2 separate regions of the Mus musculus genome follow, and region 2 is linked to region 1. Evidence: chromatin loops called from intact Hi-C (ENCODE). Cell type or tissue: gastrocnemius. All regions are shown on one strand. Each heading gives the region's core, and the rest is flanking DNA. Links, peaks and the distances in the headings are about the cores only.

The links. Hi-C counts contacts between places; a loop is a spot of excess contacts. Peaks named below come from ENCODE experiments on the same cell type or tissue, not always from the same donor. Only the 100,000 strongest peaks of a DNase experiment are listed, where the experiment ranks them.
Region 2: it touches region 1 in a loop (2.5-fold over the local background); 4 of 42 quality-filtered maps call a loop at or near these places.

The regions. Positions count from the first base shown.
Region 1 is chr12:85,168,103-85,170,602 of GRCm38, forward strand. Pgf (placental growth factor) reads right to left here. Exons shown (of 7, transcript NM_008827.3): 5 at 1,409-1,438; 6 at 1,256-1,315. Among named protein-coding and RNA genes, the nearest start is that of Pgf, 8.0 kb to the right of the region's middle. In gastrocnemius, for the core only: a CTCF peak has its summit at 1,533 (motif pointing right); DNase peaks (open chromatin) are centred at 1,235, 1,555, 1,969 and 2,344; H3K4me3 peaks cover 1,113 bases; H3K27ac peaks cover 1,435 bases.
Region 2 is chr12:85,226,084-85,238,730 of GRCm38, forward strand. Eif2b2 (eukaryotic translation initiation factor 2B, subunit 2 beta) reads left to right here. Exons shown (of 8, transcript NM_145445.4): 8 at 1-545. The coding sequence ends at 77. Mlh3 (mutL homolog 3) reads right to left here. Exons shown (of 12, transcript NM_175337.2): 11 at 11,432-11,583; 12 at 8,383-9,646. The coding sequence ends at 9,539. Among named protein-coding and RNA genes, the nearest start is that of Eif2b2, 13 kb to the left of the region's middle. In gastrocnemius, for the core only: no CTCF peak of the experiment used is centred there; no DNase peak of the experiment used is centred there.

The sequences.
Region 1 (2,500 bases), core at 1-2,500:
CAGTGGTAACACATGCCTTTCATCCAGCACTCAGGAGGCAGAGGCAGGTGAATCGCTGTGAGTACAGCCTGGTCTACAGAGTGAGATGCAGGACAGCCAGGACCACACAGAGTTAATTCTGTCTTGAAAAAAAAAACCAGAATAAATAAATAAAAATTTAAAAATTAATAAAAAAAGAAAGAAAGAAAGAGAGAGAGAAAGAAAGAGAGAGAGAGAGAGAGGGAGAGAGAGAGAGAGAAAGAAAGAAAGAAAGAAAGAAAGAAAGAAAGAAAGAAAGAAAGAAAGAAAGAGAAGTTCACAGTGAGCACATGAGGCAGGATTGCTGTGAGTTTAAAACCAGCTTGGACTACATAGCATCCTATGTAAAACAAAACAAAATAAAACAATCCTCCTCTAGGCATAGGTTCAAGGCCAACCTAAAATTAAGCGAGAGGCACATGAACTATTAAAATTCTTTGGGGCGATACCTGAACAAGACCCCTGAGAACCCATATCTGAGAGATGGCACAGTGGCACCTGATATCTGTGTGGTGTGTGCTGATCATTTAGCTCTGGCTAGCTTGGCTGCCAGGTGGGAGTGTCCCTTCCCCCACCCCTCTCTTCCAGCTACACTGTGACTCTGTAACCTGGGACTCCAGCCTGCTACCCCTAGGGTGAAGCAAGGATGGGCAAGGCAGGGAGAGGGGAGATGAAGGGAGGGATCCAAAGACAGAGAGACACACTGGCCTGGGAACCTGAGAGCGGCAGACGCACTGCACCTGCCCCAGAGATGCCCAGAAGTGGCCAACTATGTAGGAGAAGGCATGATCTGGAAGAACAGGGCATGTGGTTGTCACCTAGGTGCCTGGCACACAGCAGTGATCCCTGCACAGTAGCACATTGCTTGTTGTACTCCCAGGCCCATCATTTTACAAGGAAAGGGACTTGTTTAAGGCCACAAAGAGATAAGGGACAAGAATTAAAGTCCCTGGATGCGCCTTAGACCTTTTTTTAAAATTTATTTATTTATTTATTTTTCGAGACAGGGTTTCTCTGTATAGCACTGGCTGTCCTGGAACTCACTTTGTAGAGCTCGAACTCAGAAATCCGCCTGCCTCTGTCTCCTGAGTGCTGGGATTAAAGGCGTGCGCCACCATGCCCCGCACGCCTTAGACCTTAAAAGTGGATTCCCTGTTCTCATCGCAAGACCTCATCCCCAGTGCCCCACCCCCTCAGGCTCAGCCTTTGTGCCAGTCCTGGGCCCCAGCATACTCACGGGTGGGGTTCCTCAGTCTGTGAGTTTCTACTCCTCTTCCTCTTCCCCTTGGTTTTCCTCCTGCAATAAACCAAGCGTCAGTACAGAGGGTTCCTCGTGCTCGGACAGCGGCTGGCAGGTCCGACAACCTCCCCGCGCACTAAGTACACTTACCTTTCTGCCTTTGTCGTCTCCAGAATAGGTCTAGGGAAACGGAAAGATGCAGGGGAGACGAGTAAATGGATGTTTCCTGCTACCACCCACTTCCCACAGTCCCTAGGTCCTGGTGAGGCGGTTGCTCCAGCGCCGCTAGGGGGCAGCACCGAGCTGGTGAAGAAGCTGTGGCGGGGTGGGGGCCCCAGTGCTTGCGCTCCCAGCCCTACCCTAGGTCCTGGCAATCCCCAGGGAGGTCGATGTTCCCCTCTGGGGCTTTTCATCACATGTTTCTGCTCGTCCCAGCCTCTTGGCATCAAGAGCTGGGATCTTTTGATTCTGCTTTCTGCTTTTTAAACTTTTTCTCTGTTCACTTTCCCCGTTCCTTCTAGGGGTACACTCTGGGAGCCCCTCAAGAAAGTAAATGATGAACAAGATTGTGGTCAGGGCAATGGTGACTACCAGCTAAGACTGCCTGCCTGGGCTTAACCCAGCCCCACCGTGGCAACAGCAGGGAGCTTGCTTCGCAGTCTCCAGGCATGTCCCAGCTCTGCCTTCTGGGGCCATGGCTCTTGGCCCAGAAGTAAAAAGAAAGGTGTCCCTGTTGCCTGGCTTGCTGGAAAGAGATCTCTTCAGTAGTTCCCAAGAGCAGTGTTCCAGACAGGAGGGGCCGCATGGGCCCTGAGTGTATGCTGTCCTGAGCCAGCCCACTTTGCCCAGTCACACCTCTGCAGATGGGCAAGTCAGAAAAAAGATGATATAAAAGGTAAAGGTCACCATTCAGCCCCTGGGGGAGGAGGCAAGGAGGGACTCCTGACTGAGCTATTGGTGTCTGGCTGGAAGTGAACAGGTTGACTCAAGGCCTCTAATACTGGCAGAGTGGAGAGGGCCTGGAGCCAGGGCTCAGGTTCAAAGAGGGCAGCTAGAGTCCTAGGCAGAGCCGGGCAGTGTGGCTAACTGTGGCTATGAAGAACATGGTGACTGCCAAGAAAGGCAGCAGGCGTGAGACAGGCCAAGTCCAGATCTAGAGCCCCTTTCCACGCTGGCCAGTGGAGCAAATCACAGAACTGTAGTGTCTGGCTCGCCTCCTCTGTGCGATGCTGACAAGGTGGC
Region 2 (12,647 bases), core at 5,126-7,625, 63 kb after region 1:
ACATTGGCGGGAACGCACCATCCTACATCTACCGCCTGATGAGCGAGCTCTATCATCCTGATGACCACGTCCTCTGACACGGCCTGCCCTATGCGGACCCAGAGTGGAGTGGAGACACAGCATTGCTGCTACAGTGGGGAGGGGAGGCCAGCCTGAGCCCTCAGTGTCTCCTGCCTTCCTGCTCATCTCCAGTGATGAGTGCGTCCAGGACTGCTCCTGCCTTCCAGGCTTAGCTGAGCAGCAGGGCTCGCTTACCTGGGGATTTTGGAGCCACTCAGGCTGTGTTTGCTTCAGGAACTTCAACCTTCTAGCTCAGTAGTGTGCTAGACATGCCATGACTACTTTGCTGGGTTGGTGTTTGCTCAGAAATGCCTTCCAGACCTTTTGCCAATAAAAGCTACTGGAAACTCCTCAAGTTCGTTTATTGTTCTGAGCTCTGAATGGACTGAAGCGTCAGAGTGGCCCCTTCTCTGTCTGCATAGAGGCTGTGGTCAGAGAGGGAAGCCTAAAACAAGTACAAATAAAAGCAGTTTCTCCGTACAACTAACTGGAAAGGGCCCCAAACATCTTTTTGGTATCTACAGTAATGGCTTTAAAACTTGAGCCTCAGGCTGGAAAGATGGCTCAGTGGTTAGAAACACTGACTGCTTTTCTAGAGGTCCTGAGTTCAAATCCTAGCAACCACATGGTGACTCACATCCATCTGTAATGGGATCTGATGCCCTTTTGTGGTGTGTCTGAAGACAGCTACAGTGTACTCACATACATGAAATAACTCTTTAAAAAGAAAATAAAAAGATGAGCCTCATGGAGCTTAAAATACACCACCTTGGGGTCTACTTCTAGACTGCCACATCAGATTTCGGGAAGAAGGGAATCACTTAAAGCTTCCTTTTCTGACGAGGCTGAGGACTGATTAGTCGGACAGGCAGCTAGGAGCCTGCACTTGCAGGATTACTTGAAGGAATCCAGGGACACAGTAAACTATCAGGGTAGCTCCATCACAGCCTGTGTTTGGCAACAGCAAGAAGGTAAAGTAAATATGGAATTTACGCAGCAACGCTGCGCAGGCTGCAGGTGAAGTTCCTCCTGCAGCAGCTGCAGCAGCTGGACAGCAGTTGAAAGCATCTTGGTTGGTTTTCCCAGCCTTGAATTTGCATTAGTTCTCAATATTAAAAAAGCTACAGGGGCACTTTCCAAATTCGGGCTTCTGACCCACATTCCCAAATGACAGGTGTGCAGCTTCTCAAGTGACTGCTGGTGGCCCAGCAGCAAGCACGGCGGCCTTCCGAATGGTTGTAGTTAGCTACAGCTGGCTAACGTAATTCCATTCGGTTGGGAGTGACAGGCCACCTGTCAAAGGCATGCTCGCATTACCAGTTAGAGTGGGGGAGGTATTTGTAAGCAAGTCCATATTCTGTTCCATGAGTCAGGGTGGCTGGTGCTGAGAGAACTCACAAGCAGTATGTAATGTGACCCTCACTCCACTCAAGCATCACCCATGAATGCAGAGTTAAAAGTTGAAAGAACAGCAGTGGTAGCAAGCTATAGACCCCAGTTGTCCGCGTAGTGCTTTCCAATGGAGTTTTGACAAAGTGCCTTGGGATAAATCCTGTGTGTTAGGACCCACTGCTCAAACTGACTTCCCCATGAGATCTCCATCTCTTGTGGCAGAGTCTGGATGAAGAGAAGGAGCTTAGGAATCCTCACATTTAACCCCTAAGGCACTGAGTGATTTGGAGGGGTAGTTTGATAGCCACATTTCAGTAAACTGGTTGAAAGTAAGTTGTAAGAGAAAGGCATTGAGGCGGATAGCAACTTGAGAGGTCTCTGTGCTTTGCTGGGGGATGGTCATAGATCACAGAGGGTTGACCTGAAGGATCTAAGAGCCTGCCTGACTCACTCAGACTTCTAATTATTTCCTGCCTAGAAGATGCTGTGCTTTCTCAGGAAGTGGTGCGTGTCTGCCAATTATGAGCCATTGTCTCTGCAAACAGCAACTCTATCAGCAACTCACTTGGGTACAATTGTGTGGTTTGGATTAAGCACAGCAGCAAGTCGGGGCCTCGAAATTTGTTTCTGGCTTGCCACGACACTTTTTGTGCATCCCAGTCTCTGTCTAAAATTAGCACCAGTGTCTTTCCAGGCACAACTGAGACAGATGAGCGTGAGACAGAAGCTGTCTTCGAGCCCAGAAGAGAAGGGCAGGATGCCGCTGTGGACTCTACAACTTAAGTCACTTAAGCCAACCTACCCCTTCTCCTCCTTTTCCTGTTCAAGGATTGGCTACGGCCAGGAAGAGAAGCGGCACTCACCGACAGGGTCATGACCAAAGACTTGCAACCCCCAGCCTCGCCAGGCCTACCTCACAATACTGTCCTGCAGGCAGGACCCAGGAAAAAAAAAAAAACTTTATGCTTGGATAGAATTATAGAAACAAGAGCCATGGCTGCAGATGTCTTCCCGAACACACCAAATAACCCGCCAGATAACGAATGCAGTTTGTAAAGACATTTGTTCCCACGGTCTCATCTTCCAAGTTGGGCAGAGGGCAGGAAAGGCATAATTCTTGGAACTTGAATAAGGAACAGAAACTCCTAATTTAGCTTCAGAAGTCTGAAAACATACTCTCACCAAAAAAAAAAAAAAAAAAATGCAAGTGTGATGTAAAGTGATCCTCAGAGAAATGCTGGTACTCAGACTGGGTTTCACAAATATGCTTCAAAACCATTTTTAAAACCCGAAAACTTGCATTAGTCTTTGAATAACAAAAGCTGCCTGGCACTGGCTGTACTACTGAACTCTATAGCAATGTTAATCTTTCATATGTACAACTTGGTCCATCAGGCCCACTCAGCCATGAATACTAACATGTAGTGACAAAATTCAAAAGGCTCTATACTGTCTACTTGACCTCTCAGAAACTCCTCATGTTAGGGTGGGTTCAGTGACTCAGCTGGAAAAGCGAACTCACTGCCAATCCTGGTATAAAGGATAAAGGATGGATAAAATGGACTTCTACAAGTTGGTCTCTACCTTCTACATGTGTGTGCATGTACACACACATACACAGTTTACAAAAAAATTAAAAATAATAAATTCTGCATCAGTAGATATGCACCTAAGTTACCCTGAAAGAAGTCTTTTGAAATGGGGTTTGCAAGTTTGCAAGTCCTTTGTATCTGGTCCTTCTCTGTACACCATTGTGTGCAGAACTGGGACCAGAACTCAAGGCTTTGTATATGGGAGGCAAGCGTTCTGCCACCGAGCTCCATCACCAAGCAGCTGCGCCAGGACACTACGTAGTTATTAATAAAGAACTCCCATCTCTGTGTCACTCACAACAAAGGTGCCACAGATTGGATGTTTCCAGTAATTGCTGTGCCAGGGAGACTCCTGATTGGTTTCCTCCCCTACGCATGCTGACTGCATTTAGAATCAAGTCTGCCTGGAAAAGAAGCTAGCTTGTGGTGAATTAAGTGAAAACCTGACCAGATCCCTAAAATTCACAATCTGTAGAAGTCCAGCTGAGTCACTGAACCCACCCTAACATGAGGAGTTTCTGAGAGGTCAAGTAGACGGTATAGAGCCTTTTGAATTTTGTCACTACATGTTAGTATTCACGGCTGAGTGGGCCTGATGGACCAAGTTGTACATATGAAAGATTAGCATTGCTTGTAAGGAGCAAGGACACAAAGCTGGTTAAGAGAAGGAAGCAGGGTACAGCGCTCACCCTGGCTAATCCCAATTAGGCAGCCGAGGCAGGAAGATTCCAACTTTGAGGCAGTCTGGGCCACTTACAGAGTGAAACTTTGTCTCAAAACTGCAAACCAGGCTAGGTGTGGTGATCCATGCCTTTAATCTGGAAGCAGAGACAGCAGGATCTCTGTGAGTTGGAGGCCAGCCTGGTCTACAGTGAGCTCTGAGGCAGCCAGGACTGCCCAGAGAGAGACCTTGTTATCAAACAACCTAACAAAAATGCCAACCAGGGGCTGGAGAGATAGCTCAGTACTTAGGCTCTTGCAGAGGACCTGGGTTGGATTCTCAGCACCACACACGGTGGTTCACAGCTGTCTGTAACTCCAGTCCCAGGGGATCTCGTGCCTCCTTTTGTCCTCTGTGGTCACTGACCTGAGGGCACTAGACATACACCTGGTGCACAGACACATACAAGCAAAATACCCATACACATAAAATAACATGATAAATCTAAACGAGTTTTTAAAATGCAAGCCAAATCAAAGGATAAATAGCAGTAGCTGGCTCCACACTGCCTCTGAGTCACTAGCCGCCACTCTTTGCTTTTGAAATAAGCACTAGTGAGTTTTAAGTGTAACCTCGAGAGAGGCTGGCCGAACTCGGATTGCTGCTGGATCTAGCTTTCTGCTCAGCATTCAACTGGTAAGGTAAGCCACTCCCAGTTTTAGTCAGGATGTCTTTATCAGAGGTGATGGAAGAGGCAGAGGAAGAGGAGGAGGAGGAAACATCAAGGAATGGGCATAGGGAGAAGTGCTCTGAGGGTTTGAGACAGGTTGGGGCCACACAATGACCTTTGACTGTACCTTCTGAGGCAATGGGCACAACCCACTTTCTTAAAGACAGGCCAGCGAACAGAGGAAGAGTAAGGATACAGCGTTTATCTGGTGCAGAATAGCTACAATTTCAGTCTCTCTAGACTTCCTTCTTTCCCTCTCATCCTGGCCCCACCTTTTAGCTGTCTCACAGTCTGTGAGTGGCAAAGTACAGTGGCAGACACACTGTCCAGTTCTCTCTGTAAGCCTAATAATGTGTGTTTTGTTGTGGTTTATGACCGATTCTTTGTAAATCTTGATCCTCCTGCCTCAGCCTGCCACATACTGGGATTACAGGTGTGTAGCACCATTCTCTTAAAGAATTACGTTTGTTATGTGTATGTTTGTGTGACATGTGTGTGAAGGCATCTTTGTACCCTGCTGAATGCACAGAGGTCAGAGTGTTTTTTTAACGAAACTGGCCTTTTTTCTCCCCAGCCCCACTCCTGGGCTTTAATGGGATGCAGGACCAGCACTCTGGGTTTCATGTCAGAATGGCTCTTCTCCAGATGAGCATGCCAGGCTCCCACTTGAGGCTTGGCCGCCAGGGCTTCTGGGAACTGCTGAACCGCATCTGCTCCCACCTGATGCGGCCCCTCAGGCCCAGACTCTAACATTTTGGTCCTGCTCTGCCTTGCTTTTCTGTCTGTGCAGCCCCTATCCCGGATGGCGCGAAGCTCTCCCTTCTCCTGTCACCAGCTCCCTGGCAGTCGTGGTGGAGCTGGTCCCCTCCCCCACATTTCGCTTACTCTTTGCCTTGGCCCTGGCTTTTCTGGTGCTAGTTCCTGTTACTAAACAGAGCATTTTTGTTTCTGGGTGCAGGGGGCAAGGAGTTTAAATGTTTTATTTTATGTGCATGAATGTTTTGCCTGCATATATGTCTATGCACCATGTGTGTGCCTGGTACCCTAGAAGGTCAAGATGAGGGTCTGATACTCCGGAGCTGGACTTAGAGATGGCTGTGAGCCATCAGGTGGGTGTTGCTCATCAACCCCAGGGCTTTGGCAAGAATATGTGCTCTTCCATTCTGAGCAATCTCTCTAGGTGCTCCCACCCACAGTCTTAAACCTCACAGTAGTGCTGCTCTCTCCTCTCAGCCCAGTGACAGAGTGCCAGCTGAAATTCAGTGATCCACATTCTGTCCTCAGTTTCCTTACCCCTCTCCCTGGTTAAAGCTAAGCCTCCTGAAGTCAGAGGCACCCAGATGCATCTTTGTTTCTCAATATATTTTGATGAACATTGCCAAAATGGAACTCTCAAGAATGGTGACATTTCACATCTCATAACTTTTACTTTGAAGTTCCCAACACCTTTACCACCAAAATTTCATAGAGTTGAACCACTCAGTTGACAAACTAATAAATTCCATAAACCAAAATTATTTTAATCTAATAAAATCAGACACGGAACTAGAGAGATGGCTCAGTAGTTAAGTGCTTACTGTTCTTGCAGAGGACCCAGGTTCTGTCCCCAGCACTCACATGGTGGCTCATAGTGACCTTTGACTTCAGTTCCATTGCATGCTATGCCTTCTTGTGGCCTCTGTGGGCACCTACACATAGGTGGTACACATATGCTCACACATATATACACAAAAATAATAAATCTTTAAAAATATATTACATGGGTGGGTGAGGCAGTGCTGGGTGGCCTGGTTTCCAAGGACACCTGCACAGCCTAGGTCACCCTGCAGTCAATGGCCCAGTGGCCAAAGATGGAGTCCTGGATGATCTCCTGAGCCAAGGTGCTGGTGTTTGGAATCCTCTATCTGGAATTTATTTATTTAAAGGTATGTATTATATATATTAGAGGTGTATATTTATATAGAGGTGTGAAGATAAAAAATGTCAAGGGATATTGACAACCAGGAGCCAGAATATCCATTTCAAAATGAGCAACCCAGAGGGGCGTGAGGACGACACCCAGAGGCCCACCTGCCACCTGGTCACAGCGGGAGCCTCTATGATGTGCCAGTATGTGGTAGAGAGATGAGAGAAAAAGAGAAGCGGGTGGTTTGAGTACTCCAAGTCCAGAGAGGTGGGACTAGAGACAAGTGGGTGGAGAGGGACAGCTTGTTGTGAATACCCTGCCACCTGAAGCCATGAAGTACCATGGGCTAAGGCTGCGACCGAGGGCCATATCTGGGCCTGCGGCCATGGAGCAACAGGGAACTGTGCTGATTGTCCATGGCTCACATTACCACTATAGGCCAAGTGGATGTCCCTGGTCTGGGCAGATAGACCACGGGATCTGGGCCAAGCTGGGAACCATGTTGGTGTCTAAGGGCTATGCAGAGCTGGCCCCACCCCACACTGGCTGAGGTACTTAGAGAGCTGGCCCTGTACCTCACCTGGTAGCAGGGATGAGCCAAGCAAGCCCAAGGGTGTGAGCATGGGAGAGCTGGCCCCTCGACTCATCTGAGGCATAGGTGGTGTGGGCCAGGGAGAGATGCCCTCCCAAAAGCCTGGACAGTAGAAAAAGAGTATCTACTCCCACAGGTCATTCTCTGGCTTCCACAGACAGAGACACGCACATAAACAAATGTTTAAAAAATTACGAGCATATATTAGAAAATTAAGTGGTGTGTCTTTGTTCTTATGGTCCTTGAGTTAAAAAAGGACAATATAAAACCCTAATAGGCAATAAAAGTAATCTACTAGATATTTTTGGCTAATAAGTTGTTTTTATGCTGTGAATGCAAATGAGCTTATAAATTATTAAAAGAAGATAATTATCTCCTAGCTTCTCAGGCCGGCCAGGAAGACATAATTCACAGAAAACATTTTCTGATTCTCTGCTCCTCTTGGGAAAACAGGAGTTGGCAGTAACACAGAAGCAACCCTGCTGAAAGCCGCCCGACACTCGGTTAACAAGTGCTATCACTCATTTGAAATCCTGAGAACTGGGCTGACATAAAAGGATTTTTTTCAAATTCTTGGTAGGGCAAGCATGGCGGTGATTCATGGTGAGTCACCATGCATGCCTTGAGAAGTGAAGGCTGGAGTTCAACGGGCATCCTCAGTATTGTCTGAGTTACTGGATAGCCTGGGCTACAGGAGACTCTGTTCCCCCCCCCCCCTTCTCTTCCTCACTGATCTGGGACAGTGCTGCAGAGGCCCTGGGCCACATCTCCCCACTGAACATAGACAAGATGCTCCGAGAGCATGAAGCACTCATTTGTACAGCTCTGGGACAAAGGCCTGCCTTAGACAGCAGGGCCCATTCTTCAGGGCTCCAGTGATGAAGCCATCAGTACCAGCAGGAACATGAGTGCTGGTTCCCCTCCACCTGCCCTGGGGCCCAGGCTCACACAGGCATTACTTCCATCCCTCCGATACCCTCCAAGACCGCTGCCAAACACACTGTTCCCCGTGAGTACGCATTTCTTTTCTTCACTAAAAAAATAGAGAATTCTTTCACTGATGGTGAGGCCACCGTGAGCAGGATGTCAGGAGAGCTGCTGTGGGCACCCCTCCCTCCCAGCGCCTGGTTAATTACGCAGCAGAGGGAAACCTTGCAGTAAGAATTACCAGCCGGCTTGTTTGCACCCAGACTTCCCCACGGTCCTTCAGTCGTCTGAGCCGTATTAACCATAAGTCATTGGAGAAGCAGGGAGAATACAAATTAAAGGAGGCGTAACAAGCATCTTCGGAACCATCAGTCCCGGTCCCAAGTGACATCCTAAGGCCACAGGCATAATGTAATAAAGCCAGCATTCGGTGAGGAAAGGACCCACACCACCCTCATCTCCTGCAAAACCAGTGTGGAGCGTACTTGATTAGGATGAAATAAATGATGCATTCTGATATAATAATTTCACAGAAGCATTTTATAAAGTACAAATTCATTTTCAAAAACAAACCCATTATTTTTTAGTGTTTTATTAGTTCAGAATAGAAACATTCACCTCTGGTTTTAAAAACCAGTAAGACTATCAAAAAAACCAGGGACAGGGTTGTAATTTTTCTTGCCAGGCAGTGGTGGCGCGCACCGTTAATCCCAGCACTCGGAGGCAGCAAAGGGGGATCTCTGAGTTCCAGTTCCAGGACAGCCAGGTTACCAAGAGAATTAAAAAAATTCTTTTCAAACTTTCTCTATTCTGTCTTTGTGTCTCTCTTTGTCTATAGTTTACTTATTTATTTTGAGTCAAGGTCTTGCTATATATCCAGCCTAGGCAAATGGTGCCCTGTCACGGACTTGTCTCAGCCTCCCAGGTACTAGGATTACAGGTATATGTCACTACACCCAGCTATAAATAACTTTTAATCCCTAATATAATTTAGTCTCTCTGGAAGACATCAGGAAGTTTTGTTGTTGTTGTTGTTGTTTTGGTTTTTTTGAGACAGGGTTTCTCTTTGTAGCCCTGTGGCTGTCCTGGAACTCACTTTGCAGACCAGGCTGGCCTTGAAATCAGAAATCCACCTGCCTCTGCCTCCCAAGTACTGGGACTAAAGGTGTGAGCCACCGCTGCCTGGCGGGAAATATTTTTATAATGAGCAGAGAAACACCGTAAGTCTGTAAAGCACAATGTGAAGAAGCAGAGGTATGAAGTGAAGGAGACAAATGCAAAAGAGAAATGGATGGGGAGGGGCAGAGCCAGGGGCTCAGAGAAGAGCAGACCAGCGCTTAGGGCTTAGCATCCTCACGTAATATAAACTGAGAGGCTGGGGAAAACTGCTAAAAACAATAGCTGCGCCCCTCAAACATAAGCCAACTCACCAATTACAAAATCATTACATTTTATCACTAAATCAACTTACAAAAGATAGGTATTATATGTCAAGCTCCTGTGTGCATGGATGCAAAGAAATAAACTACCCTTAGGCTTGAGTGCACGTGCCTGCTCCATCTGCTCAGGGGGACTGATGTGCCAGCCCGCTCAGGGCCGCCGACCTGCCCACAGCTGCACTGCTCCTGCTCGGGATGCACGGCACTCCCTTGTCTCCTTACACTCCAGAATCCTCTCCTCATGGAGGCTCACAAGGACGTATAGGCTGCTGCAGGTTCTGCTCTGTTTTTCCAAAGAGATGCCAGGCACGAACCATTTTGCGAAGTTTAGCAAGGTTGGGTTTAACCTATGAGAAGAAAGAGAATAACTATAGATACCAATTATTTTTTTTAAGTATTTCAAAGAATGGCTCTCCAAATGTGTTTAAATTTCTCCTTCCTGGACTCAGAAAAAGATGACAGCATCCCTCAGAATTAAACTGAAAGTCTAAATCCTTACCTCCTCAGTGATGGGGACAGGGATTTTTCAAAGAGGTGGGTTTTTGTGGAGGGGTAGTGGGACTGCTTAGCCTGCATGCATGTATGTACGTATGCATGTATGCATGTATGTATGTATGTACATGCCTTATGCCTGCAGAATTCAGAAGAAGGCAGCAGGTCTCTTGAAAGTGGAGTTGCTGACAGCTGTGAGTGTCATGTGGAGCTGCAAATTAAACCTGGATTCTCTGGAAGAGCAGCCGGTGCTCTTAACCACTGAGCCATTTTTTCCAATCCCTTAAAAGAATTTTAGTGGAGTAAGATTAACTGGATAAGTCAGGGAACAAACAGTATATGAAATCTCCATGCAAGGAAAGACTTTACAGCCATTAGCAAGAAAGAGAAGCAAAAGAAAGGATTCTGGAAAGTAGCAACACAGTACCCTATGCACGGCCATTTCTGTTTCATTTCAGATGTGAACAGAGGCTGCAGAGATGGCTCAGAGGTTAAGAATACAAACTGCTCTTCCAGAGCACCTGGGTGTAATTACCAACACCCATATGGCGGTTCGCAAGCATCTGTAACTCCAGAGTGGATCTAACACCCTCTTCTAGTCTCCACAGGCACTGTGTACACACATGGTGCTCAAACATACATGAAGAAAGAACACCCTTACACATAAAAGAAAAGAAGAGCAGATTATAACAAGAACAGAAAGTGTTCTCAGTGTAAGGACTCCGTGCAGACCCTGCGTCAGCCACATCACTGTTCACGCGCTGCTTGGGCACAGATCAGAGCCACGGCCCAGGAGATCTCCAAAGGCTGCTTCCTTCCGTGGCTGACGAGAAAGCAGGGAGATCCTCTGAGATAGCCAGCTCCAGCTGAGGGCACACACTCGCAAGGGACCAGATGCCGGCTATGTTCTCACAGCTGTGGGCTCGAGACATTTCTACCTTCAGGACTCATGAAACTTGGAGCTGGCAGGCAACTGATGTGCAGGATACATGATATTCAGGATACATGTACACATGGGAAGCTGAAACCAGGAGGCCATCATGGAGATAAGCTGACCCTTTAGTCTAAGCTCCATTTCAAATGTGAACTGAAAGACCAAGTGGATGGCCTTAAATAAAACTTCCAGTGCATGCTTTTCAAAACTCTCCTGTTTGGAGAGGATAAAGATGGACTACAATAGATAGCAGAAGCTGAAGAAAAGAAAAGATAAACTTCACTTCTTCCTGATTCTATAGGTCTATGCTGGTTGTTGTTGTTGTTGTTGTTTTTTGTCGACTTTATATAAGCTATAGCCACTGTGGAAAAGAGGGGAACTTCATTTAAGAAAATGCCTACGTCAGCTTGGCTGTAGGCAAGTCTATAGGGCATTTTCTTGATTAGTAATTGGTGTGGGAGGGTCCAGCCCATTGTGGGTGGTGCCACTCCTGGGCAGATGGTCCTGGGTACTGTAAGAGCCAGGCTGAGTGAACCTGTAGCCAGCACCTCTCATGGGTCTCTGCTTCCGTTCCTGCAGTATAATTGTGATGCATGAGCCAAATTGGCCCCCCTCCCCCCTCCACACACACCCTCGGCCTCCAAGTGTGTTTTGGTTGGTTTTATCACAGCAACAGGAAGTAAACTAGAACAAGGTAGAACTGTACCTGTTTTTCCTGCTCCAAGTGGTCCAGGTCAGCTAAGGGCAGCATTGAGGGTCTCCCATGAGCACACTGAAATGGCAGCTGGGACAAGGACAGAGCTTCGATGAGGCGGCAGCTCTCTTCTAGGCTCAGACGATCATTAAACTTAATAGCCCCTAATGAAAGAGACACCAAAAAGTTACAGTGCACAGTGAAGATCGGTGTCAACCCGGCCACAGTCATGGATTTCTTAGACTCCTTGAGTCTGGCCTTTATACTGCTGTGACTGGCACCTGGGGTTATGGGACAGCCTCAGTCTTCAGGACTGCCCTTCTCTCTCAGCTTCCTAACATGGTTTGTCCCTGTGTTCTAGAGGGGAGGGGCACTCTTTAACCCACTAGGATCTTGTTTTGGGGGCTTTCTCAAAGACATAGGGCAGTATTTGCCTACTTAGGAGTGTGTGAAGTTTTAAGTAGTTTCCTTCTGTCCATGAAGGTTCAAAAGCAAACTGTTTTCTTTCTTTTCTTTTCTTTTCTTTTCTTTTCTTTTCTTTTCTTTTCCTTTCCCTTTCTTTCTTTCTCTTTCTTTCTTTCTTTCTTTCTTTCTTTCTTTCTTTCTTTCTTTCTTTCTTTCTTTCTCTCTCTCTCTCTCTCTCTCTCTCTCTCTTTCTTTCTTTCTCTTTCTTTGAGACTGATTTATTTATTTTATGTATGAGTACACTGTTGCTATCTTCAGACACACCAGAAGAGGGCATAGGATCCTATTACAGATGGTTGTGAGCCACCATGTGGTTGCCGGAATTTGAACTCAGGACCTTCGGAAGAACAGTCAGTATTCTTAACCGCTGAGCCATCTCTCCAGCCCAACAAACTGTTTTCTTTCTTTTTTTTTATTATTTTTTATTATTACGTATTTTCCTCAATTACATTTAGAATGCTATCCCAAAAGTCCCCCATACCCTCCCCCCTACTTCCCTACCCACCCATTCCCATTTTTTGGCCCTGGTGTTCCCCTGTACTGGGGCATATAAAGTTTGCATGTCCAATGGGCCTCTCTTTCCAGTGATGGCCGACTAGGCCATCTTTTGATACATATGCAGCTAGAGACAAGAGCTCCGGGGGGTACTGGTTAGTTCATAATGTTGTTGCACCTACAGGGTTGCAGATCTCTTTAGCTCCTTGGATACTTTCTCTAGCTCCTCCATTGGGGCCCTGTGCTCTATCCAATAGCTGACTGTGAG